5 separate regions of the Mus musculus genome follow, and all the other regions are linked to region 1. Evidence: chromatin loops called from intact Hi-C (ENCODE). Cell type or tissue: heart. All regions are shown on one strand. Each heading gives the region's core, and the rest is flanking DNA. Links, peaks and the distances in the headings are about the cores only.

The links. Peaks named below come from ENCODE experiments on the same cell type or tissue, not always from the same donor. Only the 100,000 strongest peaks of a DNase experiment are listed, where the experiment ranks them.
Region 2: it touches region 1 in a loop (14-fold over the local background); 19 of 42 quality-filtered maps call a loop at or near these places.
Region 3: a loop joins it to region 1, with 6 times the contacts of the local background. A loop is called at or near these places in 39 of 42 quality-filtered maps.
Region 4: it touches region 1 in a loop (2.7-fold over the local background); 2 of 42 quality-filtered maps call a loop at or near these places.
Region 5: a loop joins it to region 1, with 5 times the contacts of the local background. A loop is called at or near these places in 5 of 42 quality-filtered maps.

Annotation. Positions count from the first base shown.
Region 1 is chr13:70,837,069-70,843,448 of GRCm38, forward strand. Adamts16 (a disintegrin-like and metallopeptidase (reprolysin type) with thrombospondin type 1 motif, 16) reads right to left here and starts at 4,743. Exons shown (of 23, transcript NM_172053.3): 1 at 4,422-4,743; 2 at 4,201-4,303. The coding sequence starts at 4,481. Gm36529 (predicted gene, 36529) reads left to right here and starts at 3,382. Exons shown (of 4, transcript NR_167928.1): 1 at 3,382-3,552. In heart, for the core only: a CTCF peak has its summit at 3,306 (motif pointing left); no DNase peak of the experiment used is centred there; H3K4me3 peaks cover 947 bases; H3K27me3 peaks cover 3,104 bases.
Region 2 is chr13:70,998,432-71,004,811 of GRCm38, forward strand. No RefSeq gene overlaps it. Among named protein-coding and RNA genes, the nearest start is that of Gm36734, 19 kb to the right of the region's middle. In heart, for the core only: a CTCF peak has its summit at 3,070 (motif pointing left); no DNase peak of the experiment used is centred there; H3K27me3 peaks cover 914 bases.
Region 3 is chr13:70,640,850-70,647,229 of GRCm38, forward strand. No RefSeq gene overlaps it. Among named protein-coding and RNA genes, the nearest start is that of Ice1, 6.4 kb to the left of the region's middle. In heart, for the core only: CTCF peaks have their summits at 1,314 (motif pointing left) and 3,020 (motif pointing right); no DNase peak of the experiment used is centred there.
Region 4 is chr13:70,712,582-70,718,961 of GRCm38, forward strand. The region is part of intron 4 of Gm36607 (a long non-coding RNA gene); the gene reads left to right. Among named protein-coding and RNA genes, the nearest start is that of Gm36607, 9.6 kb to the left of the region's middle. In heart, for the core only: a CTCF peak has its summit at 3,661; no DNase peak of the experiment used is centred there; H3K27me3 peaks cover 418 bases.
Region 5 is chr13:70,608,679-70,613,678 of GRCm38, forward strand. Ice1 (interactor of little elongation complex ELL subunit 1) reads right to left here. Exons shown (of 19, transcript NM_144837.3): 11 at 1,856-1,942; 12 at 98-498. It overlaps Gm40996 (a long non-coding RNA gene), which reads right to left. Exons shown (of 2, transcript XR_873649.1): 1 at 3,819-5,000; 2 at 2,108-3,320. Among named protein-coding and RNA genes, the nearest start is that of Gm40996, 3.7 kb to the right of the region's middle. In heart, for the core only: a CTCF peak has its summit at 2,571 (motif pointing right); a DNase peak (open chromatin) is centred at 2,573.

The sequences.
Region 1 (6,380 bases), core at 626-5,625:
ATATTCTCCCGTGTCTTGGTCTGAAGAGCATTCAACTACAACAACTTATGAAAAGCAAAAGAAACCTCCAGACTCTGTCAGACTTACATGGCTGAGACTACAGCATCCTTTACAATAGCACCCAGAGTCACCACCCTCCACAGGAAGCAGAGAGATGTCACTGAGCTCGGTGCTTTCTGACCCTGTGCATATTGAAATGGCCTCTGCCATTCTGGGAAATCATATTTTTAATTTTTTAAAGATGATAAACAGGTCTTTCCATACTCATCACTAACATTTACAATATTTTCCCCATGTCCACAGCCCAGGGATGGATCTTTCCAGGAGGGAGGAGCCAAGGATTGGGCATCTAGATCAGGGTCACAGCTGGCTACTCGGCCATATCATCAGCTGAGACCTGTGGCCAAGGTTAAATTTTTTTTGTTGTTGTTTAGTTTTAGATTAGCTAGCTTGGTTTAAGTCTTTGAAATCAGTAATTAAGCATGGAGTGTGTCCAGTTATATACGAAATTTGGCTGGGTTTTATGCCTGTATTTTTTCTCCCCTAATCACTAAACACAACAGGCCAGCATGGTATCAGGCCTTTCTCTGAATGTACAGTGAGGTGTCTTTGCAAAGCTCATCACTTCAAACAGGGGGAATAGACAGGTCTAACCTGACAGTTTGGCAGACTATCCTCTACACTGGCAGCACAGCACATTTGGAGTTTGGCCAATTGCAACATTGTAAACACACGTTTCTACTCCAGTCTATCAACCGTCTCTTAAGAGGTAGCTCTACTAGATGCTTGGTAACCGGTCTCTGCCTCTGACTCAGCATGAGTGGACACATTTTTCAGACTCATGCATAAAGTATGACTTGGTTATAGGTGAGCGATATCAAGGTAATTATCACCAATTAATTTTGAGTAGGCACAGGCACTTGTCTGTGTGTTGCTATTCTCTCCTGACAAGCAATAGACAGGTAAAACAGAAGTTCGGACAATGGCCACTGACAAGCCACAAAAGCTCTGTGGTTGGGTTTAAGAGAGTCAGAGAAGATCAGAGGCGGGGATTCTCTCCTGCTGACAACCATGGCAAGGTGAGGACTGGAGGGCACCAAGACTTTGGCTATGGTGCCTGCCACATGTCATAGCTCTCTCTCTCTCTCTCTCTCTCTCTCTCTCTCTCTCTCTCTCTCTCTCTCTCTCTCTCTCTCTCTCTCTCTCTCTGCAGTCCCAAGCATAATCTACACATCTAGCCCTACTGTACAAGTGGGAACAGCTGGCATAGGGAGGCAGCAGGCTCTGCAGGTGACTTAGCAGGCTCTGGCAGGCATCTGCACCAGAGCAGGAGATTTAGCTATGGTAGGGTAAGACACTCTGGCTTCTATAACATTTTGTGTAGGATAATGGAGGATCAGACAACCTGGTATATGGCGAAGGGGGGGGGGGGAAGCACAGCAGGACTCAGCAAGTCTGAAGAGTGAATATAGGTGCATCCATTGGTTTGCAGTTCACCAAAGTATTTTCCCTCATGTGACACCGCCACTGCTCTCTGCTCTGTGGGGCAGGCAGGTTGGCTGGGGTATTGTTAGCTAGCACATCCGAATCCTCACAGGATTCATATCACTTCTGGCTACTTCCCCCTCCTTCAGAGGTAATGGAATAAAGGCAAGAGGTACAAGTCACTGTTGTTAGCCTAATTCATGAGCTTCGTTGTCCATAGAGAGATGATTCCAGCCATAGCATCCAGCCACACAAATCCTGGATATGGACTCAGACCCAGTCAACACACTATAGTCAGCATCCTTCAGAGACATTGGACAGTTTCCACAGTAGCCAAGCTATGGAGTCAGCCTAGGTGTTGGTCATGCGAACAGATATGGAAAATGATAGGCAAAAAGACAGACAGATGACACACAGACAGACAGACACAAACACACACACACACACTAGAGAAGGGCTAAAGAGCTAAGTCGTTTGCTTGCAGGAAAATATATGTACGTAACCACAGGTTATCAAAGTAAGCAAAATAAGACCCATAAAAACATATATACCACTTTTTCTTATTTGGAAGATGATAATTTGTACACATGTGTAAATCTTATATTCATATATATTATTAAAATTACAAATGAGACTACCTGGGGCAATGGAATGAGAACAGAGGGAAGCAGAGGTGGTAAGTACCATCAGCCTCTGAACAATCTCTCTATCCTCCCAGTCAAAAGCCTAAAGAACTTCTGAGCTTTGCCTTGAGATCTGGAAACCCAAAGTTTTTAAAAAGCTAAAAACCTGTGCCATGCTCTTGGCAGAAACCATAGATGTTATTGCAATGACAAATATGGAAGGAAACCTTTGAAGAAACAAGAAATAAAAAGCAATAGAGTCATCAAAATGTAAATTGATACATTCGTGTTTGATAATCCAACTTATCTCAATTTAGTTATCCATCATTGTCTCAAGGGGTGCGTGAGGCTCTCTTCCCTACTGCATAATTACTTCACAAAGGCAGCAAAATAGCCAGAACCCTTACAGGTCTCACTTTAGCCCAAACTCAAAACAGCTTCAAAGAGTTAATTAAGAAATTATCTTATATCATGGAGATGGGCCGTGCACAATATGCAGATCTGAAGGTCACAGGTGCTCTGCCACACCTTGCCTCTGCTGTGTGACTGCTGTCTGCTCTCTCTGCCTCTTTCTCTTTTGATAACCAGGAAAGGGTGAAGGTATCCTGCCTTCACAAAGTCAGCTCCACCTTGCAAGGACTCACACCTTCTGTGCACGCTCTGACCAGGCAAGTGAAAGTCCATGGAAACACTGCCATTGGGATCCGGGACTGAGGCGCCAGGCATGAGAAGCCTGCCTGTGGCCTCAGGCACTAAGCTTGTCCTCTCTTCCTGAATAGCGTTCTGTCTATAATGTTATCATCTTGGATAACACTTCGTTAGTGCAATAAACGTGTCCCGAGTGGCAAGGCTCGATTGCTCAGCCTGCTCCATGCTAAGCAAGACAGTCAGAATTTGATCCTTGAACTCCCACAAGTTGTCCTCCGACCTCCACAGTGCCATGCACCCTACACACATAATAAATAAATGTCTGAAATGCCTCGAGTCCCTATGGATTTTTTTTTTTTAAGTTTTATTCTGAAAGTAGTGCAAAGTCCAAAGTTAGAGCATGAACATTCCTTGTAAGGTCATGATGTGTCAGAATTCGAAGTAAGAGGATCAGAAGAGGGTTGGAGATGCAGGTGACAGAGGGTGGGTTTCAAACACAATAGGCTTTCCCTTGCCTTCTAAACCACTGTACTGTTTGGGTCTGGCGCCCTCCAGTGGCACTCAGAGTCCTAGAGCCGAGACTCATATATCCCTTCTTAAACCCTGTTTTCAGTAGGAGGAATTCAGTTCTTGTAAGTTTATCCTGATGAAGGAAGCGATAATGAGGGTTTCCGAAGTGTCAATTGTTTAATCCTGTACATATTCTAAAAATCTGCCGAAAAGATTAAACCTGGCTCGCCTCTGGTCGCCATTTCTGCTAACAATCTCAAGCTAATTCATCCCAGGAAAGGACAGGGTGAGTAAAATCCTGCATTTGCTGTGGACCCAGCACAAACCTCCTAGCAAGTGCAATGGCCTGCTTTCTCAGTCACCAGGTGTCATTGCTAGGACACCTCACAGGGGAAACCCACTTGTGAATCACTGAGGTGGCTGAACCTTGCAGAAGACTTGAATTCGAGTTCATGTTCAAGGAGGTCCAGGACACATCCTTTGGATGTCCCCTGTGCTATTAATTAACATTAAAGCGATATTAATGAGGTTGCCTTCTGTCTCCTCCTGTGACAGTCAAAGTGGAGAAAGCTTCAATGTGAAAGAAAGGAGAGGGGGGAAGATGCTGGAGTGGGGACTACGTTGCTTATAATAGATTTGGTGTATACATTAATGATGTCAATATATAGAGTGATCTGGAGTCTTCCTACACCCAGATATCTCACTCCCCCAATGTAACTCTGGCTAGCCATTATCATTTTACTAGGAAATAGGATACAGACGTTGGTCGGAAGTCATTCTTGAGCATGATCTTGTGCTCGAAATGAATAGAAAGAGCAAGATAGCATCTTCAAAGCTTTTGGCGTCCTGAGTCCCAGGAGACTTGCAGACCAGCATAGGGGGTTGCTGGCTGCTTACCTGTGAGGAACCGAGAGCCCCCACCGCGCGAACTTACCACCGGTTTCCAGCCAGCTGGACCCAGAGAATGGGGGAGGCTGCGGGTCTTCCGGGCTCCCAGACGCTGCAGCTGCGAGTCCCAGGGCGCACGCAGGTGTCTGCTAGGGGGAAAAAAAAAACGAGGACACCTCAGTGAAAATGCGGGCACTGCAGAGCTCAGCCAAGGGCGGAATGCACTTGCAGCCATCAGACTCTGCTGGTCCTAGCGCCAGGACTCACCTGCTCACTGACCTGCGCCAGCAGCAGCACCCAGAGCGCAGCACAACCTCGGGACTCCATGGCCCCGGTGCCCGAGGGCTCACAGGACTCAGCTCAGCAGTCTAGACTGGGTCACTGGATAGTCCCGGTGTTAGCAGTATGCTAGGGTGCAAAGGACCGACCCGGCAAAATCGCAGGGTTTCCAGGCAGCGATTCCACCATGCACATCAGAGTTATCACTGCAGCTTCGTTCGGCACCGGGAGGTGGAGTGGCAGTGGTGGCGGGGGGCGGCAAAGCACCCGCAGCAACCAAGGGACAGCAGGGAGGAGGGTAGAGAAGGAGAGGGCAGGACTAGGGAGGGCAAAGGAGAGGAGAGGGGAGGGGATAGAGGAGGGAGTAAAGCAGGGAGGAGGGGTACCAGGAGGAGGAGGAGGATAAGGGAGGAGTGGCAGGGAGAGGAGATGAAGCAGACTCATGGTAAGTACTGGGCATCCTTCACGCCTATGACCCAGCAGGAAGGTGTTTTGTCCACCTACATGAGAACTTGGGGTAGAGACAAGGCCAGGACACAGTCATATCTAGCTGTTCACCCCTGTGCTTTTGTGGAAAACTGTCTTGGTGTGTTACTCCAAAGTCCTCTGCCACCTGCCACCGCTGCAGCTCTGTGGGACTTCTCACTTAAGGGCAAGATTGAGCTGCATAGAGACAGGCATCCAGCATTCATTGTTCTCTAGTCCATCCCCTGGTTACAGACCCTCTGGCCTTCCCTTCTAGTGGGAGATGTATAGGGAGGAATGTATCTGCTTATGAATGAATGTGAGTCCTTAGTTGCCTGGGGCACGTGAAGAAAAGGGGTGAATGGAGGCGGGGCGGGGCAGGGCAGGGCAGGGTAGGGCAGGCTATGAGGAAGCTGGGTTTCTTTCTCACGCCTCTAATTTTTCATTGGACAGCAGTGGCCAATTTCAGATTCACTTTAGACTCTGGCTGACCTGCTGGGAGAGCAGGTGTGAGGCCACTGGGTTCCCAGAGCATCCTAGTAGGAAGTCTAGGAGCCCCAGCCTAGACCAGACCAGGTCTATCCAAGACAACCAGCGAATGCCCTCTCTCCAGCCCTGCGTCCTGGTCCATCATGACCTGAGTATGTGTTTGAGTATGAGCGTCTTTTGTGACCATCAGTGACTGAGAGTGTCTGCTGCAGGGTGGGTACAGATACAGACAGCACTGAGCGCACGGGTAGATGTTTCTACACGCGGGACTGCCAATGACTGTCCATCCCAGCAGCTGCACTCCACTTCCTTCTGCCGGTTGGTCTCACATCTCAGGCTCCCTCCAGCTGCCATTCTAGGGTCCCTCATTTGCAGTCACACTGACCTTGCCTGGTTTGCAAGGCTGAGAAGGGGGATGGCATGTGGAGCAGTGGCTGCAGTTTTCAGGGTGCTCACTCCAGCCTACACTGAGCTGAGATGCCCCAGAGTGGCTCTTTATAAGCCTGAATGAAGTGTCATACATCTCAGAAAGGACAGGGCGGAATCAAGATGAACTGATCTGTGTATGCATATCCCTCTCTCTCTCTCTCTGCTCCCTCCCTTTCTCTCTCAGTCGTTCATATGAAAAATATTGTCAAAGAGTACAGTTTTGTTGACTTACTGTTTCATTCTTTTATAATTCCACGCACCTACACTATGTTCTTTTATTAAAGCCTCCCATTATCTCCTGTTAAGTCCCCTCTATTCCACCTGGTCTCTCTTGTTCTATTGTTCCCAAGTGTGTCTGTCTGTCTGTCTGTCTGTCTGTCTGTCTCTCTCTGTGTGTATGTGTCTGTGTATGCACACATGAGAGAGGTGGGAGGAGAGCAGAGAGAAAGAGAGTGTGTGTGTGTGCATGTCTTAGTTAGGGTTTTACTGCTGTGAACAGACACCATGCATGACCAAGGCAACTCTTATAAGGACAACATTTAATTGAGGCTGGCTTACAGGTTC
Region 2 (6,380 bases), core at 698-5,697, 160 kb after region 1:
TGGCACTGTGCCCAACTTGGGCAGATGTAATTGGCAGCATATCTGTAACCACAGATCCTCACACTGTGTGACTGAAAGACATCATCCAACATGCAGGGCGATGCAAGATCACTATTGATGTCAGAGTGATCACAGAGACTGTGGTGTGGCTTCATGGTGGCAAAAAAGTTGGGGCTTCCTGGTATATTAGTCAGGGTTCTTTAGGGTAACCAAGTGACCAAACTTACATAACCCCTGCCTTACCCCCACCTCCCTCTCTCCCATCTCTCTCTCTCTCTCTCTCTCTCTCTCTCTCTCTCTCTCTCTCTCTCTCTCTCGACACACACACACACACACACACACACACGGAATTTATTAGAACTTCCAGGCTGTGGCTACCTATGAATGGAAGTTCTAAGAATCCAGTAGTTGTTCGGCCCCTGAGGCTGGATCTCAGATGATCTTCAGTAAATGCCAGAATCCCCAAGATGTAGGCTCTAATGCCAGTGAAGGAAAGGACTTGATAGTAAGGGTGAGAACAAGCAGGTAAAGAGCAGAAGCTTCCTTCTTCCCTGTGCAGCAGTAGTTAGGGCCCAGGTTAAAAGTACATCTTCCCACATCGATGCTCTGAAATAGATGTGGGTCTTTCCACTTAAAATTAGGTAAAAGACAAAGTGAAACAAAAATTTCACAGGTGGGCCTTCCTTGCTTGGGTTTTAGTTAATTCCAGATGTAGTCAAAAGTACATCGGAGAAATCCACTACACCTAGAATATACCCTACACCTGGAACATCCACTACACCTGGAACAGCCACTACACCTGGAACAGCCACTACACCTGGAACAGCCACTACACCTGGAACAGCCACCACACCTGGAACAGCCACTACACCTGGAACAGCCACTACACCTGGAACAGCCACTACACCTGGAACAGCCACCACACCTGGAACAGCCACTACACCTGGAACAGCCACTACACCTGGAACAGCCACTACACCTGGAACAGCCACTACACCTGGTTCCTAAAGAAAAGTATGGATTTCTTTGAAGGATTCAAAGGACTGGTGAGGCGTCAGGGATCTCTGCCCAAGAACAAGAGATGCCGAACACTGTGATCTAGGATTCGTGAGAAAGACTGGGAAGGAGAACATGTGGACAGGCCTTTCTAGGATGTTCTGGTTGTTGCTGTTAAGGACACACCATGCAAAGGTCTGGGATTAAGGTGGATACTGGTGGGTGCTATGAGGGATTGTGACCAGGGGTTGATCGGTGTGGGCCCACTTGTCATGCATACGCCCAGTGTCCACACCAGGAAGTCCCTGATGTTCAGACACACTGCCCCACTTTTCGCTGACCTGCTGTTTCTCAGCTACATCAGGCAATGTGGTGAAGGACTCATCTTTTCACTCCCAGGAAACAGGATCAGGGAAGATTCCCTGCAGGATGTGCTGGACCAAGAACAGGAGAGGCTGGGTGTCAGGATGCAGACAGCTGGCTTTTCTCTTGTACCATATTCCAACAACCAGAAAGCACACGTTTCCTCACTCAATCTTCCTTCAGGTGCAGAGGGTGTCCGAGCAATGAGCAATCCTGGTGCAGCTGAGATGTGTAGGAGGGGCCTGCTGGGTAGGAATTCACTGCCAGGGCATCTTGGCTTTCCAGAGGGTTCTCTGGCTCAGCTCCATTTTCAACTGAGTCCCAGCTCCGTCATGCTTTGAGGTTTTGGACTGTGATAGATCAGACTGATCATCACCTGGACTCCATAGTGTTTATTCAGTGGAGCCTGTGAGTATTCATAGACTATTCTATTCCTTCAGTGCCTGTCTGCTGAGTCCTGCTTTCTCAGAACTGATGCTTGAACACCTAGCAAGCTGAACAGAATTCCTATAGAATTTACATGGGTTGGAGGATGGGAAAATCTGAGCAGTGTCCCAGACGACAAACAGAGTTCAGAGAGACACAGGACAGGAGCAGATAAAGCTCCATCCAGATAGAAACAAAGGTCAGAGGGTGTCCACATAAGCCAAGAACGATGGGCAGCCAGCAGAGGCAGAAAGGAACCAGCCTAGCGATCTTTGGAGTGAGCAGGGACCTGCCAGTGTTTTGATTCCAGTCTTCTTTGCTCCATAGCCCTGAGGAAATAGCTTATACTGTTGGAAACTACCAATTTCATGGCGATTTGTTATGGTTGTGCTATGAAGCAGCAGGGTATAGCACAGCACAAGCATTCATGGATCAAAGCAAAACTGAGCCAGGCAGTCTGGAGAGCAGAAATCTGTCAGCTGTGATCATGGCTCAGCTAACAGAGAACTATAAAGTGCCCACCTTGAGCCACACATGGCTGTGCTAAGCACAGAAGGTAACCCGATGACCCCCGATTGCCCACTGGTTCACATAGCCCCTTGATGCCAGAACACACTCACCACAGAGCAACCTGTCTCCCTGGAATGGAGTAGGTCACTGGGATTGAGACTGGGAGGTGTTATGCTCTGGGTAGCATCCCCAAGTCAGGGCAAAGCAAGAAAGCTCCATCCATCTCACCTGGTGGCAAAGAAAGATACAGGAAATGTGGGTCCCCTCCACTCTTGTTCTAATTTGTAGAACTTCCTCCCTGATATCCTTAGGGCCAAGGGAGATATTATGCCAGCAAGAAAGGGATGGAGACCCTGTCCCTGTACTGTCTCATCCTAGGAATGGACTCTCTCCAACCCCAAGTGGCAGGGTGGCCTCATGTTGCTTTCAATGTCTTCATGTTGTTATGGCCTGAGAAGGCATTAAAGTTACACATTAATTTCCAACTTTCTGGGAAAGGTAGTTTAATGCTCATTTCAATATAACAAAAGAGAAAATTTCATTTCTGCTAATATGTGGTTCTTTCAAATACAATAAAAAAGCAAGTTACCAAGACTCTGAATCCATCTAAGTGCCAGATTAGGCATGGTATCACTCAAAACCCTGGGGCAGGTAGAGGGTCTATGGGACAGATCTGGTTTACCCTCTTCAAGGGACATGATACTCAGTCCAGGAGGAGGAACCTTTCTGGCTGGGGGTCCCTATAACTGAAGCATCTGAGTATGTATTCCCAGCCTTTGCTTCCCTCTGGTGGCCGAGCCTTGAAGTGCTTCAGTAAGATGTCCTCTGTTGGCAAAGAGGCTCAAGCAAGGTCTCTTGCCTGGGACTGAGTGTGTGTGTGTGTGTGTGTGTGTGTGTTCGTGGACTGGGAATGGGATCTGAGGTGCACATGAGTTTTGGGACAGAAAGCAGGCAAATGTGGAGCAAACTAGCAGGAGTCAGCCTCTGTCAGTGCCACAGCCACTAGGCCAAAGGCTGGCATACTTATTGCATGATGATACCCTCTGTAGCTGGGCTTCACAAGCAGTTCTGTGACTTGCTTGGGTGGACAATGACTTCATGATCAGCAAAACTATAAAAGAAAGACTGAGGCTTAAAGCCCCTGGTGGCCCATGGACCACCTCAAATGGATTCCTTGAAGCCAATGGTTGATTTCACTCTCCTAATCTGTCAGTGTCTGGAGAAAGTATGAGCACTTGAGGGGGTGGGTGCTCTGAGCAGATGTACAGTGGTTCTGAGGAAACCCTGAAAGACTTTCGTACTCCAAGCTGAAGCTCACAGCTTGACCCTGAGATTTTGCTCAGCAAGTCCAGAGGGATCGAATTCCTGATCTTGGGTCTCCTCTGGTTTGGAAGTATTGGCCATCACCAAGTCACCTCTGCATCAAAGTCAGGGTCATGTAGTATCCAGGTTTCTTGATAGATAGTGACCAAGCATTGAGAATCCTAGACCAAAGATGAGTGGAACAAGACTCTGAGGTATAGCAGGACTATCTCGCCCACCAGAGATATAAATAATAGCACGGAGGCTTGCTAAGCTTTTAAAGGTTAGGCCTATTGTTGGGCAGACTCCCGACTACTCTAAACCCAACTAATCCTCACATTATATCCAGCCACGTGACCAAATCTATCTTTCTCCTGTCCGTCCATTCACCTCTGCGTCTGCCAGCTCTGATTCTTCTCCCAGCCTTCTTCTCATCTCTGAATCATCTCCCAGTCTTCCTCTCTCTGCCTGGAATTTCTGCCTTCCATTTCCTGCCCAGCTTTTGGCCATCAGCTCTTGATTGCAGCCAAGCAGATACAATTCTAGATTGCCTTAGGCAGGTGAGGAAGGATAATTATTTACAAATTATGAGACCCATGATGGGGCCACAGAAATAACAATACCAAGTTGCTGCCAGCGTTTAGCTCTCTGCCAGGAGAGAATTACAATTGAATATACAGAGACAAACCTTCACACAATGTACCCCAATACTGAGTGGTCTCCGTTGTGTTGACAAACCCACCACACAGAGGCCATGGGTTTCTGACTTTGGAGCTTGCAGGCATGGATCTTCAGGCCTTGTTTAGTCAGTGCTGTGGAAGGATCTCAGGAGGGGGCCTTGTTCCTCAGCATTTGCTCCAGAGAACAGCCAATGGGTTGGCTGTTGTATGGTCAACATAGAAAAGGAGACCAGGAAATCTCACTGACAAGACCTGATTCTGGTCTTGTGGTGGGCAGGGCCAATGATGGCCTAGTCACATGTAGGCAATTTACCTGCAGAGCACTGGGCCCACATAATCCTTGTTGTGGGTGTTGGGCTTCAATTCCCATCTGTACCTGATACCCAGATTGGACCTGTGTCCTCCATAACTGTTCCTGTAAGTTCAGAAGGGCTCTTCAATCGTCAGTGAGCACGCTTAGTCTATCATCACAAAATGCTGCTATTACAAGAAGGGGGAAAAAAAGCAAACAGATGTCTTTTTAAAATCTTTATGATCAAAAAGTTTATTTAATGATAAAGTAAAATATGAGACAAAACTACTTTCGTAACAGTTTTAATTCTTTTGGTCAGCACACATGGTACCTCCATGATCATGTATCTCTCTTAAAAAATACTGACTTCCCTCTGGAGTCATCTGGGAGAGCTGATGGACAGACAACACCGTGCAGCTAAGTTTCAGGAGAGGCAAGCCTGGCACTACTCAGGGAGAAATGAGAGTCAGAGGGAAAGGAATTCCAAGGGATACCATCCCTCTGCTTTGGAATGGCTGACCATAGCAATTCCATTCCTCACCAAGTGACCGAGGCTGATGTGGGCACCTGGGAGGAAATTACATGAATGCTTCCCGATCAAGCTCTGTGCCTTTATGAGACAGCATGGGGAAAGCCCCCAGCAAGGGAAGGCAGGGCTAGCTGGGTTTCTTTACTCTCTGCAAGGTACAGGGCCCAGAGCCAACAGCTAAGTCAGCTACTGGTTCTGACCTCTCCATAGAGCCCAGAAAGCTCTTTAGCCAAGAATTCTTTACCCGATGCTGTAACAACCCACAAAAGGTTCCCTGGGCAGAGTAATGGCATCAGTAATTACACCAGGCAGCTTGGGAGAGAGGGTTCTGTCTATTCTTTTCAAGTGAATGGACATTTTCAAAGCTTCTTTTCCAAATAGAAACTTTTTTTTCTTTAGTTGAGAACATGAAAAGCAAAACCCAAGCAAATATTTACAAATCTGAAGTCAAAGATCGATAAGAAAATTTACCGGTCCTGACCGTGAATTGTTGGGTCACGGCAATGGGCAGTTGCCAAGGAGACTGGACCCAAGCATCAGAAGCTAGCTTTCAGCAGCAGCAGACATCACTCTTTATTCTGCAACTTATACCTCCAAAACACAAGGCAGGAAAGAGAGCAAACGACTGAGTTAGTTAAACAAACACTGATAAACGCCAGCTCTGAAATTTTTTTTTGCTAAACTCCCAGGAACCTGCCATTTCAAAGCCCTCTGTCTAATTGTCTAATTCCTAGACAAAAGTACCGAAGTCGTTATCGAGGCAAGAGAAGCAATTTCTCCAAAGCACAATCTATAGCAGTCTCACACACAGTCTGCGGTTATGCGTGCACAGGCTAACACAGAGACCTCGGTACTACTGAGGGTGTTATATACTTGGAAGACAACATCAGCTGGGATATCTGCTGGCCTGGCAGGCCACTGAAAGGGACTTTCACTTCTCACTGGCCAAGTTCTTGAAGCTTGAAGCCTTTGGGTACACATTTGCACTGACTCCCATGTCCTGTTAGGTTTCTTAAACATTGCAAGGGTTAAGTTAGTGGAAGTCTCAGTGTGGGGATGGTGAACCGGCAGGGTGAGCTCTCCTGACTGTGAGAACCCTTGCCTGTGAGCACTGAGTGAGCCTGGTTGGCCTGTGGGGAGCTCCACAGTCCTCATAACCCGTGACTCTTACGATGCTCCTGCTGAGTAGGAGTTACTGGTAGAGCTGGGTTTGCGTCCCAGAAGATACTACTATTAACTCCTGCTCCGGAGGAGCTGAAATGCTGACTTGCTGCCATTAACT
Region 3 (6,380 bases), core at 712-5,711, 200 kb before region 1:
ATTTAAATTGTGTGGTGAGTTTTCTTTTAACCACAAGATTTTGACATTCTCTGATGGCTCTAGCTTGGAAAACAGATAAATACAACTTGCTATGGTTCTTTCCCTCCCAAACATGTGCTGTAGCTTATTTTCCTTTGCATGTTAATAAATAAATAAATAGGAATTTACACCACTAGGTGAGCATTTAGAGGTAGAAACTTGGGCAGACTAGTAGGATTAGATATGGTCATCAGTATGAAGCCCCTTGGTGGAGTGCAGTAGCTTGAGCAAAAGAGAGTGTGACCAGAGGAGACACACAGGTGCACTCCCTGACCCTTGCCCTGAAATTCCCTGCCTTGGGGCCTCCTCATATTTAAGGCCACTGCCAGGTGTTTTCTTTCAGCCTTAGGCCACTGCATCAGGGAACCCAAATCAATCTCTCCTTAAAATCACCCAGTCTGTGGCATTGTGCTATTAGAAATACCAAACAGACTTAGACATGTTCCAGGTGTGGAGGGGATTGCTAGCAGCAAGCACCCCCACACCATAGGGATGCCTGCAGTTGAGTGATAGGTTAAGTGGGGAAGAACTTTGGAGGAACAGGAAACTAGCATGCTCCAAGCAGTCTTCTCAGGTGGAAAGGAGGAGCCCTGCTGTGGATTGGGGAAAGGTTGACCTCACCCTGGTTACAACATCACTCTGGTTACAACATCACAAGCAACTCGGTGACCGGACCTATGTCCTGAGGCTTGTAGAAGACAACTGGAAAGTGAGTCACTAGGAGGACTTCCTAGATTTGCCAGAGGAGATTTCAAAACAAAGCACTTAAGACAAGCCACGGCTCACGCTGGCTACTTTCAGTTAGAGTTACCGTGAGATTCTCAAGCAAACATGGTAGGAAGTAGCAAAGCATCCACCTACTTGAATCTCTGCCAGCCACCTGGAAGAGAGTGAGGAGAGTAAAGATGTGTTGAAGTAGTACAGGAGGTGTAAGCATCCAACAACCAAAGGGAGTGGTCTGGCTAAGGAGCTACTCTGCCTTGTAGGCACAGAATCCTTGTGGAGTAAGTCCTCTCAGAGTATGAGCCTAGAGAACCCTTGGCCTCACTGCTCAAGGCACCTTGGGTTTGTTTTCTGACATCCAGCAGGCAAAACACCCCACATCTAAAGCAATGAGCATTTGGATGTTGCTGTTTAGAGTAAGAGACTTAGAGAAATACCTAAAATTAGATATGGCCGTCACAGCGGTGCCCCTGAGATGACCATTTGTGTCTTTGGAAGGGGAGAGAGGCAGACCAGAGGGGACATCAGCTTCCCGATCCACAGTGCCACCCACTGACAGCCTTGAGGCTATACAAGAAGGCCATCACCTAGGTTTAGGCTTCCAGAACCATAAACAGAGTAAACCTCTTCTTACATCTTAACCAGCTATTGATATATGGCACTGACAACATAAAATGGCATAAGACCTATCTCAGCCTACTCGTAGGAGGACAAGGCAGTATGTAAAAAGAACATGTAGGTAGGGGCATGGCATGAGTTCTGACCCCCAGCATCCAAACGAAGGGCACTCTGTAGCAGTATGCATTGAGGAGGAAGAGACTAAAGGACCCCTTGGCATGCATGCTGTCAGCTAGTCTTGTGGGATCCAGAAACGTCAGATCCTGTGTGAGACTCAAAAATGAAGCTGGAGAAAACTGAAGGAAGACCTAAGGTCAAATTCTGTCCTTCACACATCTGCATATGCCACTCCTCCTCCACAGGGACACAGATACACACACGTGTGTGCACATGTGCACACACACACACACACACACACACACACATGGAGAGAGGGGGGAGGGAGGGAGGAACATATTTCCTTATAGACTTTTAAGAAGAACTATGCTTTTCTGACCATGTCCTTGGCCCTTCAGGGTACCTGCATTCTAGCCATGGCACAGAAGGATTCTCCATGCTGTCTGGTCCCGCCAGCTCTCTAGCTTTTGGAGACTCTTCCCACATTCTCACCTCATACCTTCACTGCCTCTAGACACACCGAAGCAACACGTCCAAAAGTTGGCGCGATTGGTAGGCAGCTGGTCACTTACTGAACTGGGTGACATGCCTCAGCCCGGGTGAGGTGACACATTAGGTTCAGAAACAAAGGGAAATTCACCATGGGAAGCTACTCGTTATTTGAAGTCACTATATTTTGCTTTATGAGAAGATATATTCTTGGGCTGGGAGAGCTCCATTGCCAAAGTGCTTGCCACACAATGCACAGCCAGGGGGACCCAAGTCTCATTCGCAGAGCCCACATTTTTAGCCATGTGGGTGCTGGGAATTGAACCCAAGTCCTCCAGAAGGGGAATAAGCACTCTTCTCTGCCAAGCCATCTCTCCAGCCTGCCCACATTTAAAAAAGATTTATTTGTTTGTTTGTTTGTTTGTTTGTTTATTTTATATGTGAGTACACTGTCATTCTCTTCAGACACAAGAGAAGCAGGCATCAGATCCCATTACAGATGGTTGTGAGCCACCATGTGGTTGCTGAAAATTGAACTCAGGACCTCTGGGAGAGCACTCAGTGCTTTTAACCTCTGAGCCATCTCTCCAGCTTCGCCCCACCCCCGCCCCAAGAGCCCACATGTAAAAGGCAAGCAAGCAAGCAAGCAAGCAAGCAAACAAATGGAGACATTCTTGCAATTTTAGTTATTAGGAAACAATGACAGGCAGATCTCCATCTCGAGGCCTCCTGAACAGCCAGAATAGCCTGCATGGTGATTTCTAGGCCAGTGGGAGGCTCTGTCTCCAAAACCAAGATGGGTGCCACCTGAAGAGAGACACTGGAGAAGGTCCTCCACTGCCATGAGCGTGCTCACATGTGCACCCCGACAGACATACAAGGAAAATAGTCTCTCGTTTGATCAATTACCCAAAAGTCGTTGAACTGTGTTATTAATTTTAAATCCCCCAACCACCCCTTAAAGTCTGCAGGCAGTTCTGTGATGTCTTCTGACAGTGTGACTTTTTCCTTCTGTGATGTAATGTTAGCATCTGGACACCAGGTGGCGATCTTTCCCTGTGTGATTTAGAAATAGCCTCGGTCCACGATAGCCTTTAGGAGCTCCTTAAGGGAGGGAGAGTGGTTCTTGGGACTGTGCCCTCAACCTGTCAGTCCACTCTGCCTGGTCCAGTTTCCAGAATACACCTGCTTGTCCAGACTTCATGAGTGTCCTAGAAAACAGTAGTTTGCTCTGAGCTATCCTTTAGAATGATAAACCCAGAGGATAAACATGGTTCTCAAAGAAAAGCAAGGCTGCCTCATTTTAAATCAGTCATGACCTAGGCATGAATGAAAACCTGACAGGTATGAGAGCAGAAAGGACCTGAGTCCCTGCACTGCTGTCCTGTGACACGTGCAGACACTGTGCCTGCTTATGCACACCTCCTGGCTGTAATGGCTATCACACAAGGAAGGCAGGCCTAGAAGGCTAACAGGGGGACTCTCACGGTGAGGATATGAAAGAGATGGAAACATTTCTCTTTTCTTGGGGCCAGTGAGGGCTACCAAACGATGCACCCAGAACTGAAGACATTCTCTGGACTGGTTCCCAGGAAGCTGTGGGTTGCTTATGGGGCCTTGATCAGGGGTACCTGTGATTATGGAAAATGGGTACACACATGTGGTAAGCTATATTTTCCCAACACTGGTGCAATGAGGACAGGGTTCTGTGTGGTATGATAGACTACAGAGTAATGTGGACACAAGAGAACACCAAGGGGTAGAAAATGGGCCCGGCAGGTGTTTTGTAGCATATTCAGGGCCAAGGCAGAATGGTTTGCACATCTTCAGAGGGAAGCTGGAGTTAACATGCTCTTATATCCACTGTCCTCAGACCCACAGCTGTCTGGAGCTCTGACTTCCTGCTGTGACCCCAGGGCACCTGCAGCTCATGATGCAGCTTAGTAAAACAGATTCCTATTTGTTCTTGGCATCAAGGCAGTTTCCAGGCCCCTTGCATCTGACCCATGGTACCATTTAGTTCTCCTGGCTGCCTGTTAGGAAAATGATCCTCCTGTACCCTCTGTCATGTCTACGAACTGGAGGAGAGATGATTCTAGAGCTCTGAGCTGCAAGTTAAGATGATCTCTCAATCCCAACCCTCTCCTTGTGCTGTCTGCTTCCGGATGCTAGGACACAGGACATGTGCAGCTGCCTTGCAACAATGTATCACAATGTGACTGAGTTCATACCTCCTGCTTCAGTGTGCTTCATTCTGTGCTCCATCCTTGCTTTTGCACCTTGGCAGTGGTAGCTCTTTATGCAGCAATATCTGTGTCACTCATGCAGTATCTCTTGCAGACACAGTCCCATACTACTGCCTTTCTGTGACATGAGATTGGCTCCCAGTGCCCCTAAGTCACGTCTCCCAACACAGAGACTCAGCGGCAGCACCTCAGGTCCCTTTCAATAGTCAAAGCCTCTGTCCTCCCCCGCCCCCCCCCCCCCAGTGTCCTACCTAGCTATGAAACCTATGAACCACAGCAATGGCCAGCATAGCATGACAACATCAGTGGATGGTATGCATACCTTGCCTGTTACCAACAGCTTCCTAATTGGACTTACAGCTTTCCCAGTCAGTAGGAAATCATTCCTTGTACTGGAAACCTAGCCAACTATGCAGAGCTAGTGAACGCACAGATCTCAGAAGAGAACCTACAACTGCCACTTTACTAAGCCAACATAATCCCTAACAATCTAAACATTTGTCCTTATACCAACAGGTTAAGTATTGACCTCACCCCTCAAAAAAAAAAAAAAAAAAACCAAAAACCAAAAAAACCAAAAACAAAAAAACAAAAAACTTTTCTTTGCAACAGAGACCATTGCAAAAAAAAAAAAAAAAAAAAAAAAAAAAAAAAAAAAAAAAAAGAAAAAAAGAAAAAAGAAAAAAAGAAAAAAATCACAACTAATCCAAATGCAGAGTTGTGGAGCTCAACCCCAACCAATGCTTCCACAGAACAATACCCTAAGGTAGTTGGAGGCACAGGGAGTTTGCTGTGAGGCTGTGTCTTGTAGAAGTATCAGAGAAGTTATTTCCATGAGGACTTAATAATGTGATGGCCTAGACATGACCAGAATAAAACTGACATCAGGGCACATGCTAGTGTGAACTGGGGAAAGCTTGTGAGACCTCAGCCCTACACAGAGGACTCTTTAGGCAGCCAAGAAATGCTGAGAGCAGGAGAAGTGGTCTTCCCCAGGGGAGAGCACCGTCACCCAGTCGTCAACCCTGAACACATGCATACGAGTAGCTCTGTACAGACTGAGCAGGTTGCATTTATGAAGGTGTCTATTTATTCACACCCTTGTGGCGCGTGAGAGGAAGGCCACTCTGGCCTCACAAATGCATGTCACAGCTGAAGGAGCCGTGTGTGGTAGACATTTCTTTCACTGCTTCCTCCTCTCCTTGTCCAGTCCTGGAGGAATGCCAGCCAGCCGGATAATACCGGATCCTACTGGAGGAAAGGTAAGCCTTCTGGCCCCTAGCCCATCCCAGCTAGACCCTCAAGCGACAGATTAGACAGAATTCCCGGCTGGGGGGATTTTAACCAGATGATAAAAAAGAAAAGGGGCTGGGAGAAATTTTAACTGGAAGATAAGAGAGGCAGGCCTGACCATTAAACTGAAGGGAACTTTTTGTTTCCTCAAAGGGGCTTCAGGGGCCAAGGTCCATGGCTGATATGTCAGCTAAGAGACACCCCAGTTAAATCCCATGGAAATGAGCACACATGTATGACTGATCAGGGCCTTTGAGTATGCCCTCCCTGGGTACCATGCCCCGGGTTAAGACAAGTGTCATGGGTGTCCCCCTCTCCTCCCTTCAATATACTTAAGACATGACTCTTGGTGGACACCAGGCATATGGTTATTTTCCATCTCTTATCCTCCCCCCTGCCCAACAACAGGTGGTCACTCTGAAGAACTGGCTGGGGCATGCAGGTGACACGCCTTGCCATCCCAGGAGGGAGTGTTCCCAGCTCTCCAAGGTCCATTCAGTGCACGTCCTCTGGAGGGCCTGCTGGTGCTGGTGTATCTTCTCTGGTTATTTCTGTGCAATGCTTCGCTGGGTCCTTCTGGATCTTTCTCTTCGCATTTCCACCCCCTCCCTACACAACATGCATCACTGAGTCTCGCTGGTGCTGTTTCCACAACAAGTGGTGGTACCTTCCTCTGCATCCATGCTCTCAGCTCCGCACGCTTCCAGCTTTCCCCTGGATCCTTGGAGGGAGGACTAACTTCCTGCCATGTGCTCCCAGAATGTGCCCCACCCCTCCTTGCTCACCATCCTTCACCTCCCAGCCATGAGCATTGTCCAAGAGACAGAGGCTGGATGGTTTAAAGGTTCTTCTGCA
Region 4 (6,380 bases), core at 612-5,611, 120 kb before region 1:
ACACTAGGAGGCACAGACTGACTTTTGTCCCATCTTCTTTCCTTCCTTCCTTCCTTCCTTCCTTCCTTCCTTCCTTCCTTCCTTCCTTCCTTCCTTCCTTCCTCCCTCCCTCCCTCCCTCCCCCTTCCCTGCCTCTTTTCCTTCCTTTCCTCCCACCAGATATCCCTTTCCTTCATCGCCTCTCCTCTCTTCATTCCTTCCTTTCTCCGTCCCCACCTCTCTTTTCCTTTCTTCCTTCCTTCCTTCTTTCTTTCTTTCTTTCTTTCTTTCTTTCTTTCTTTCTTTCTTTCTTTCTTTCTTTCTTTCTTTCTTCCTCCCTCCCTCTCTCCCTTCCTTCTTCCTTCCTTCCTTCTTCCCTCCCTCCCTCCCTCTTTCCTTCCTTTTTTTTTCTTTCTTTCTTTTTTTAACTCTTTGAGTGTTTGCTTGCAAGTCTGTGTACTACCTGCATGCAGTGCCTGTGGAGGCCCCAAGAGAGAATCAGATACCTAGAACTGGAGTTACAAATCATAGCCTCCTCTTGGAGGCTGGGAATTGAGCTCCATGTCTTTAGAAGAGCAATCAGTGCTCTTAACCACAGAACTATCTCTCCATCCTCAGCCCATCAATCCTTAATGTTGCTTGTTTTTAGATTATTATTTTTTCTCAAAATAAATTCCTCATCAGTTTTAGGGGCTGGATACATGGGTAGTACTCATGAATCAAAGGTCATTTGTTTCTGTCCCTTCTCTCCTAAGCCATTCAGTTCTAGTCGCTAAGAACCCACACACATTGCAGGAAAGATGGCAGAGAGACAGAGAACAAAGCTATAAGGATCCATCTGTGACTGATTTACATACACTTAGAGATAAACCAATCAGAATCCACTATGAGGAGAAGTCAGGAAAGGGTGAGCTGTAGCCTTCTGGGAATGTGAAAGGTCCCATGCCGTGTGAAGGCAGAGTAATTTTGAGATGAGTCATGTTAACAGGAAACAAATGCATATAAGATCCCACCAATGAAGGTGGCTGGAGCAGGGCCTGGTGGGACGGAACTCAGGGTGTGAGTGGGCAGGCTGGGAAACTATGCTAATGTTTAGCTTCATCTGTCCGAATTCCCTTGTTGCTAATAGTAGTCTTGCTACCCCATCACAGCAAACTTAACCTGCGTGGGTTGGTGGATGAATTGCTGGCCTCAGTTGTGTAGATTTGAGATTCACTCCTGCCTCTATCTTCCTACCTTATCAAGGACTTGGTTCTCTGGAGACCCACTCAGTTCTCTTCTGACCTTAGACCCTTCTCAGGGAGAGGAAATGCCAAAATGAAGACACCGAGCTCTTTGGGCTTTACTACAAGCCCTAGTGATACAACTCAAAGAGACCAATTGATAATTGCTTTGTAAAGTTGGACACTGAGAGCAATTTATGTCTCACCATGAAATACAGCAATCAACACCAAAAGGGCTTTTCTTCAGACAGGGTTTAATGGTGTTTTTGATTAAAGGGAAACATGATGGTAGCTTTGCTTGTGAGCTCTAGAGTTGACCCTGAGAACTGACTACAGAATCTCCCTTCCCTTCCATAGAAACCCCAGGGGACATTTAGACTTGTTCCTTCCAGAATCCAAGTCTGTTGCATCTAAGAAGGAAGATGAGTGGGCACTGTTCTTAACTCCGTTAGCATTGCTATGGTTACTGAGATCCGTTGACTGCAGAGGTACAAGGGCGGTGTGCTATGCATCTTCCCAGCCACCACTGTGCTTGCGCAGTTCTGCTCTGTACCTTCCCAGTCATCACACTGCAGTTGCACCTGTGCAGCTCTGACTGGGGGCCCAAGATCCTGAAGGGGGGGAACGACGATTACAGCCTGTCTGTCTGCTGATGAAGCAGGCTCTCTTTGATTCATAAGAGGCAAAAGTCACAATGGATAATTCATGAGCTGACTAAAGACTCATCCTCATGAAATCATGTATGTGGCTGAGCCTTCCTTCCATCCAGGCTAGGTCGTTATGCACAATGTTGTTATGAATATTCATAAGGTTTTTCAGTGAATGTGTTTTCAATTTCCTTGAGCTTATACATAGAACTTTGTTCTACTGCTGTGTCATGTGATAAATCTGTTGCAATTTTTGAAGGTCTGCCAATTGATTTCCAGAGGGGCTACAGCATTTTGCATTCTTAATACTTGGCACTTAAAGACTTTATAATGAACTTGTTATTGTAGCTCTGCTCGTGGGTGTGAAGTGCCGACTCACTGTGGTTCCCTGATGGTTACTAATATTTGCCAGCTTGTTATCTTGTTGTTGACCATTTGTAGGTCTTTAGAAAAACACTTTAGATTTTTCTTTCCATGTATAGCTTTTTTTCCCAATTTGACCTATTTGCCCTTATATTGTTATTTTAAAAGTTTTTTATACATTTCTGGATAGTAGGCCTGGTCTTCATCTTTGGGAGCCATTACATTATATTTTGGCTCAGGATGTCGGTAGGGCACAGTAAGTGCATTAAGTTGGCAATATCATTAAACTAAAAGCACACTTCATGCATCTAGTCACATGAACGTCATGCTTAAGCTAGGCCATATCATATGTATTCTGAGCACGTAGTTTAGCCCACAGGTAGAGCTAGTCATGTAGCATGAAGCCTGCATTGCGCACATCATGATGATGTGCTGTGTGGTTCATGTAACTTACTCAGTGCCATAGCAAAACGGAAACCAGTGCAAGTGCTCGGGGATAGTTTTGCATCACCATAAAGTTGAAGACATTTGCTGGATCACTGTGACAGAGATATCTCTTCTACCTTAGACTGAGAAATGAACAAATCACAGTGTTGGTGTCACTGTTCTGGGGTCTGAGAAGTTTGAGAGTCTTCATGACTCTGAGGCTAGAACTGCCCAAGCACACAGTTATGAGGCATTTGAAGGTTTACCCTCTCAAGGGCTTTGCTGTGGTCATAAAGGATAAAAGGGAGAAAAATAGAGAAAGGGGGAATCGGATGAGGCTCCAAAGAGGCTTTGGGAACGAAAAGCTTCATGGATTTTGTGACCCTAGAACTACAAGTTTCATGGCTTGATTCTTGGAGAACTGAAGAGCCCAAAGTAATACGCCCTTGCTTGTGACCCGAGGACATCCAGAAAGAGTGTCTTTTGTCTCTTCAGAGTGTGTGGCCCATGGGGAGGAGTTATTCGCAATCCCAGGGGCAGGGGCTTGCTTGTCCATTGCTGTATGTAGGAAGCATGCACAGTCACTGTCTCCCATTATGCCCACTGTTCAGTCAGCACTCCCTTGGCTAGCAGGATGCCATGGTTGAGGGTGGCAAAGAAAAGTCACTGTAGTGATGATGTGTATCTTTATCTGAAGATAGGAAAGGAGGGGGAGACTCCAGGGAACCTGAGGTATGTGCCTGAGGTATTTTGTTGTTGTTTTACATTGTTTTTACTTTTTATTTTTAAGTGGCAGTTAATTGCCCCTAAGTGGCAGAAGGCTGTGTCCTAGCAATATCTGACATTTTAAAGAACATATCCTTCCATGCCTTTTGTGTATTTCATCTATTACATTACTACTTTTGCAGAGGAAGTAGAACTGGTGCACTAGCTTCCAGGGACACGCCCTCTTGCTTACCATGGCTTTGTTTGCACATATACGGGCCTTGCAATTTCAACCAGTCCTTTATCATAGACTCCCCAGTAGGTGGCCACCTCACATTGTCTGTCTTACTGGCAAAGAAATCGGCGTTCATCCATAGCCCTTCATTTATTCCTTAATAACTACCAATGTTTTCCTCCAAACTAGCAGAGACAAAGCACTGCTTGGGATGTCAATCGTTTCTCTTCCATTCCATGTATTTGCACAGTTATGATGGCTGTGGATAGCTCTTGATGTGTTTTACCCTTTCATATTTGCAAGCTAGTTGTCTGAAAGACTTGGAATATGAGATACATACTCTGTGCACCATCAACTATTAAGTGCTGAGACTTCTTTCTGTGCAGTACGAGAGCTCAAACTCATAGCTTTGTGCATGCCAGCCTAGTCCTCCATCTGAGCACTCCAGCCCAGTGCTCCATCTGAGCATTCCAGACTAGTATTCTATCTGAACATTCCAGTGCAGTGCTCTATCTGAGCTCCCCATCTAGTTCCAGAGACCCCTTCTTGAGTCCCTGATATTCCTGGCCTTGGTCCTTTGGACTGGGCCTTGTAGCATTTTCTATTCCCTTTCAGTTACTGCAGAAGGAATCCTAAGCAGTGATGCTTAAATGAGACCTAAACAAGAGTAGCTCACATTCTGCCCACAGTCTGAAAGACACAGGTGCTTGCACAGCATGGCTGTCATGCATTTCTGAGGGCGTGATCTCTTGGAGCTAGATGCTAAGAAGAGACACCGTGTCCTGATCTAAGCTGAGTACAGTTCTGCTATTTTAACAATGGGTCCAGTCAGCAGTAAGGACACCAGACTGGAGATTCAACCCAGGTGTAAGTGGAAAGAGGAATGGGATTCAGGGTGGAGGGAAGTGGGAAGATGGTGTCATGGGGTGGATCAGGCAGCTGGGATTTGGTTGGGAGGTAAATGGGGTTAGATAGAAGCAAGCTCACCTCTGGGCAGAGCCAGGCTTCTGCATATCCCAGGAAGAATGACAAGGAAGGGATGGGGTGGGGATTCCTGAGACTGCAGACCCGGAGGGGAGCAAGTGGCCACTGAAGCTTGTGGAAGCAGCTGAGAAGGTTCAGGAAAGCTGAGCTGAGAGGGATGTGTGACTGGGCACTCGAGGAGAGAGCCTTAGAGAAGCCACATGGGATCAGAACAAGACTTCCGAGTTTCTAGATCCAGGTTCCAATACTGGCATGCGCTCAGGTGCGTTGGGATGGAAATGTGCTTGTGGCGACCAGAAAACAACCATGGGCGTCATTTCTCAGGCATATTTTGTGTTATTTCTTTATTCATTTTGGAGACAGCATTCGAGTCTGGCTGGCCCGTGAGTCCCAGGAATCAGGCTATCTCCATCTCCCCAGTGCTGGGATTACAAACATGCATCACATTCACCTTCTCTTCTATACCGGTTCTGTTACTCAGGGCCTGGTGCTTCCCTGGCGCGCACTTCGCTGACTGAGCTACATCCTCAGCCCTTTGATCCCAAGTTCCTGCAGCTGCAAGAACGGAGCTTCACTGAGACTGACTCTGAGTATGTGGAAACATTGATTCAAGAGTGATAGCCGAGTTGGTGACTTCTGAGAAAGTGGCCTTGTCACTGTGTAGCAAGGGAACTAAATCGGAACCACAGAGATGAATGATGTCATTGTTAGGAGTCCCTGCCATTGACCAGGGCCCTGGAACAGAAAGGCTTACAATGAGATGGTACATGTGTCAGGGATGTCTTCCTGTGATGTCCCCTCAACAGTGACGGTGACATTGAAAGTGTTCTGAGTGCTGAGCATTTGCTTCCAGCTCCTCCATGCTGTTCTGTTCTGCTTTATGCATTTTGAAACAGCATCTCTATATGTATCCTTGGTTGTGCTGGATGGCACTATGTAGACCAGGCTGGCCCTGATGGGACTTCCAGAAATAAATGACAATTATAAAGATTTTAACCTCTGTAGGACCACACATCTCTAGCAACATCATAAACTTCATAAGCTATGTCCTCTTCTCTTCATTTAAGCTCACCCAGAGCTGATTAGGGTAATGAATACACAACACTCATTTAAAGAGAAAAGTGAAAAAAAATAACAAAATAATTCTTCCAGTGGATCAGAGAGAAAAGGATATATACTATATACCAAGCTGTAGGTGGCTCTGACAGCAGAATGGATGATTCTGTAGACCCAGAGGCTAAAGGACCAGGTGTCTCCAAGGCTGGTTCCAGGCAAGGGCTCTCTCCCCAGCCTGTAGATACAACCTCTGTTTGTGTTGTCACATGACCTTTCCTCTGCTTGCAGGAGAGACTGGAAGCTATTCTCTATGAGAACAGTGGTCCTGTCTCATTAGGCTCCCACCCTTCACTGAACTCATTTCAAACCTTATCTCCAAAGGTAGCCAGCCACACTGGAGCTTAGGGTGTCATTGTGTGGACTTGGGGCACACACATGATTCCATGTGGAACATGTACTCAGGGGATGAGACCTTAGGCTTCTCACAGTCGTGGAAGCAAGAGTGACAAGGACAGAAGCATGGACATGCACCACACATTTGAGAACACTCACAGTCACTTCAAAATGACGGAGGACAGAGAAACTGAACAAATACTCTACCCGTTTCCTCTCAGTGGTGACACTTTATCAGGGTAAAGAGGGAGGTTTGGATGTGCCCCAGCTACTGAAAAAAAAAAAAAAAACCTAGAATGGTGTGGCCTCATTTGTATTGGTAGAAGCTTCCTCCAGGGAGGACAGCTCTGTGATATCCAGTGCCTCTAC
Region 5 (5,000 bases), core at 1-5,000, 230 kb before region 1:
AATGAACAGTTTTCCTGAGTACCCTAATACCTTTAAAATACCCTGGACAAAGGACAAACACATCAAAATGGAATTAAAATTCAGAAAGTCAACTCACAGGTGCCAGGGAAGAAGGTAAAGAGCCTGATGCCATCGGAGGGGGTGAGGGCACTGGAGACAGAAGAGGAGGGGGAAGTTTGAAGAAGTCAATTGCAGCTTGAAGATCATCATCAAAAAAGTGTTCGTGGTCATAGACGTTGGTCCTGTTGCCATCATCAGGCCTCTGCCCTGAGACTTCAGAATGCCTCTCCTCACAAAAAGCATGCTCAGTGCTGGGGCTTGCCCCACTGGGCAGCTCTTCTTCAGCACTCTCCGAGGAAGAAAAGTCACCCTCCATCTCCATGGACAGCTTGGAGAAGAAGGAACGCATGTCTGCGGCCCTGGCAGGGCCACCTTGCACTGGGAGCAGCTCATCTTGCTCAGAGGCTCGGGCTGCACTGCTTCCTTTGGCAGGTTTTTCTGAACAGGAGAGAAGCAGGCATTACATATTTAATAATGCCAAGGAAATGCACAAATTACATCCTCATAACAGGTCACATTACTAGCACAATTAACTTGAAATGAGTGGACGGCTTCAAAAAGGTCACCAGTCAACTTCTAAAGTGATCATAGACTGGGACAGGGTTGTGGATGGTACCAGGGCTAGCTCACAGCACAGCAGCAGGGCAGAGGCCTTACTGCCTAAACACACTGGAAGTCGCTTTCCCTTCAACAACAATCTAATGTACCTTTTATAGAAAGCCTATGGGTAGGTTTGACATTGGTTGATTTCAGATGACTGTTCAGAAAGATAAAACTGTCTGACTCAGTTTGTGGATGGAGATCTTTGTCACGTGCTCCCTCCCTCAAACACTGCTAGCATGGTGTGACAAACAGGCAACTATACAATTTTGGGGGAGGGGTCTTTGAGTTTCATGAACTTCAGTTGATGATGATGATTTAGCCTAGAAATATGGATCCCACGGGGTCACTGTAGTCACCAGGTATTTGACATAGGAGCAAGACCTCTTCAGAGGTGAGACTGGAACAGAGAAGTGCCTAGGCAGGACAAGTATGGCTGAGGCACACAGGAGCTGCTCTGGGGCAGCGTCTAGTAAATATTAACTTGGAATGCACTGGGGAGACAGAAGAAACAGCAGAGTGAGCAGAGGAGAGGGGAGTAAGGGACTGTAGTGCACTGGGAAGCAGGAGAGCTACCCTGACATGAAACAGACCAGAGTCAGCAGCGGAGAGGAGAGGGGCAGCCTTCCTTAAGCAAGAATTCCTGGAACTAAATGCAGAAGAAATTAGAAAAACAAAAAAACCCCAAAACCCCACAAACCTTCCCTGGGCCAACTGGAAGCAAAGGAGATCGACTACGGATGTGATCCTCACTGAATCACAGTGTGCCATGCATTCTGTCCCTAGTCCCCAGCACAGTGTCCTGAGCAGAAATGGAGTCTCAGACTAGATCTAGTGTAGGTGGAAAATGGGCCATTTCCATGAGTCCCACAGTTTGTTAACAGGATTGGGGAAAAGTTCAGATGGAATCATTCTTGTGTGAAAATAAAGATGACTTAAAAGAAGCTATTGTGTAGGACAGGAGGATTACTTGGTCTTCCACATACACCTGCCAAGCATGCCTTAGTTTCCCCTCCAAGTGCTCTGAGGAGAGCTGCTACCAAAGGCTGACAGTTATCTGCTGGGGTTTAGAGTCACACTCCTTCATACATTTCCAAGTCCCCACTCTCCGCTACACACTGGAGGCTGAAATACCAGAAGCCTGTAGCAGATGCTGTCACACTCATGCCTCAGGAGCGTCTGTAGTGTCTCTCACCTGGGATCCGTCTGCCGCCCTCCCCGGAGAGTCTGTGCGCAGTGTTCACACAGAGCCACAGCTCCTTCAGGAGAACTTTCACCTTCCCTGTAAACAGCAACGCACAGCTATCAGGCCCAGTGCTGTGACAGGAGACTTCTTACCCAAGCAGGGAGCAGCACCCAAACCTTCCCACTGCGACCACTGCGCTATCAACCAAGTCAGGCAAGGCTTCCGCTACAACCCCAAGACTCGACATAGGCTTGTTTGCTCTTTTTCTTTCTTCTAGAACAGCGGTTCTCAATCTTTCCAATGCTGTGACCCTTCAATATACAGCTCTGCATGTTGGGGTGACCCCCAATCATAAAATGATTTTTGTTGCTACTTCATAACTGTAATTTTCTAATGTAAGATCTGTTTTCTGATGGTCTTAGGCCACCCCTGTGGAAGGGTCAAATGCCAAAGGGCCGTGACCCACAGGTTGAGAACCACTGTTCTAGGGGATGGACTCAGAAGCCCCAGCCCGTTTGTTATTAAAGGCATTACAGTTTCTCTCTATCACAGCAAGTTAGCCTGTGCCTTTGTTCCACAGTGCTGAGATGGATACAACAGTAGCAAAGCCTCCCTCAGTTAAATGAGTCCATCAGCACAGGCACCAGATAACCATGCAGCAACCACCCAGAGGACTGATGGATGGTACAGTCCATGGTCATGAGGGCAAGGGATGGAAGCAATATGCAGAAAAGCCTGCAGGGGGCGCCCACAGCACAAGACTTCACAGAAGAAGACAGGCTTTAACAGGATGGGAAACTGCTGGGACTTAAATTCCAAAGATCTCTGGACTCTCAAACTGCTACAGAACCACTGACCCAAGATGAAAGACCCAGGGGAGACATAAGTAATAGAAGCCTGATAAAAACCATAAGAACAGTATAATATCAGGGATAAAATCTCTGTAACTCATTAAATACACAAATTTCAAAAATAGCCATCAAGGCAAATCTATCCATGAAAATGTAAACACAAAGAGCCCGAGGTGAAGCATGGATTAAGCACTAATCCATGCCAATTACATTTCAACATGAAAGGATTCTGAGGCCAAACCACAGATCTCTAGAAGGTCCTTAAGCCTAAGCTTTATGAAATGGGTAAAATCACTAACCCAGGTCAAGAGAAAATTGAATAGATCAACCTTTCCTGTTAAAATCTCCAGGAAATCTGCCACTGGTTTAATACAGTATACTCATATTAGGATACTAAACTGTCACCCCCAAAATGAAGTCCACAGATGGGGATATCAAGACAAGCATGGCTGACATAGTTACCACTGGAGGCTCCAGACCCCTGTGGCTGGCTGAGAAGCTTATCTGAATTATAATTTAACCTACCCCAGAGCCTGCTTCCAAATACTGTAATCCCTGTGCTTAAATGACCTGACCACGGTCCCTGCTTAGTACCATATACCCAAAGCAGCCAACAAGGAACCCTAAAAACAAAGAAAACAAGTTACTTTTTCATCCTCCTGGAGAGCAGTCACAATGCCAGGGAGCACACGTGCCCTCTCAGGACTGACCCCAAAGCTGCCTTCCCAACAAGCAGAGAGAAGCCTCAGTGCGGCTTTCTGACTGAGGTGTGAGTGGGCACCTGTTTAATCTCTCAAGAGCATGCTTATAGGATTGCCCACTCCATTGTCCCCGTGTACCAAGAGCATCTTCTTTAGCCTGATGAGGATGCCCGAGTGTGGCTAGACTGAGGTCCTGCTCAGCTCTTCCTTTACGGAAGCTTAACTGCTCGGGCAGCTACTCCTCTTGAGAAAGCAAGCTACGCTGCTCAATACCTGCTGAGCTGAAGCAGCACTATGTTTACGAAGGCCTGACACTTTTATGATCTACGCTGCTTCTCCTATGGACGCTGCCTATTGCCTTAGGTCCTGCTCTTAGACACCTGATGGCTCAACTGCTATTTGAAAGGGGAGGTCTCTTACTCTGTTTATCTTCAGACAGGTCAACAAAGCACACTGGAGGTTTGCATGATACTGGACACAACAGCAGCACACTCTGTCTGCTCTAATCCCATTTCCAAGTGAGACTTGTGACATTCTGTGGCCTGTCATCTGCTCTCCACACCTGAGGACGACACTGGGAACGGAAGCTGCCATGAGCAGAGGCTGCACAGGCAAAAGCATGGGCTGTCCTATTCTTAATCACATTACAGTGGGTTGTTGTTTCCAGGACCACCACCCAGCATCAGTTCCCAAGTCTAATCATGGTAACTGCCATGTTTTCCTGTTTTATTGTCTTAAGGGAGCAGAGGATTTTTATCAACATCACATTTACATGTTTGCTGTACTAGCCAAACCTTTATCAAGTTTCTAAAAAACTCGGTATGTGGTTTACAGTCCTTATAAATGGTTGTTCTGGCAGTTGCTTCTTTAGCCTTCTACAACCCCTTCTTTCAAACACACACACAGAAGATCCCCCCATGAAGAGGGCAACTTCCTCAGGAAACCCTGGAGGCTTGCTTGGCATAGTTCCATGTGCTTGGGTATAGAATGTTTTCTTACCAGACCTCAGCATCCTGAACCCCTTATTCCACACAGAATTGTTCTAAAGCCTGGACTTGCTCAGTTGGCCTTACTGCTCTCAGACGGACACTGTGAGCCTATCTTAAGTCAGCTTCAGGTACTCAACAATTTCTGCCTCATTTGATCTGAGGCAGGCATGCACTCTATTAGCCGGTTAAAGCTGCTCTCTGCCCCTGCGGTGTCAGGAGACATGCACTACTTGTGCTTCTGACCAGGGATTCTCCTTTTCCTCCTCACAGATCAACCCTCCTGGCTCTACTCACCCCTCTGAAGCCCTGGAGCAGGTGAATGCTGAGACCATGGCATTCGGCATGTTTGGTGCTGTTCCTTTACAGTCCATCCTCAGAGGACCCACACTTCATCTCCCAGCTCAGGAATCTACTACTAGGCTAGCCAACACTTTATCAGGTCCCTCCACCTCCTGTGATGAAGTGGCCCATGGGCATGTTCCTGAGCATGCTGAAGGACACTAACAGGTCTGAGCATCTCTTACTCATGTGCTAATCCTGGTTCTTTAGTCTTCTACAATTGGAGGGCTTTCCATGCCACTTGTACTTTTCAAAGTTTTCGTGAAGGGTTTAG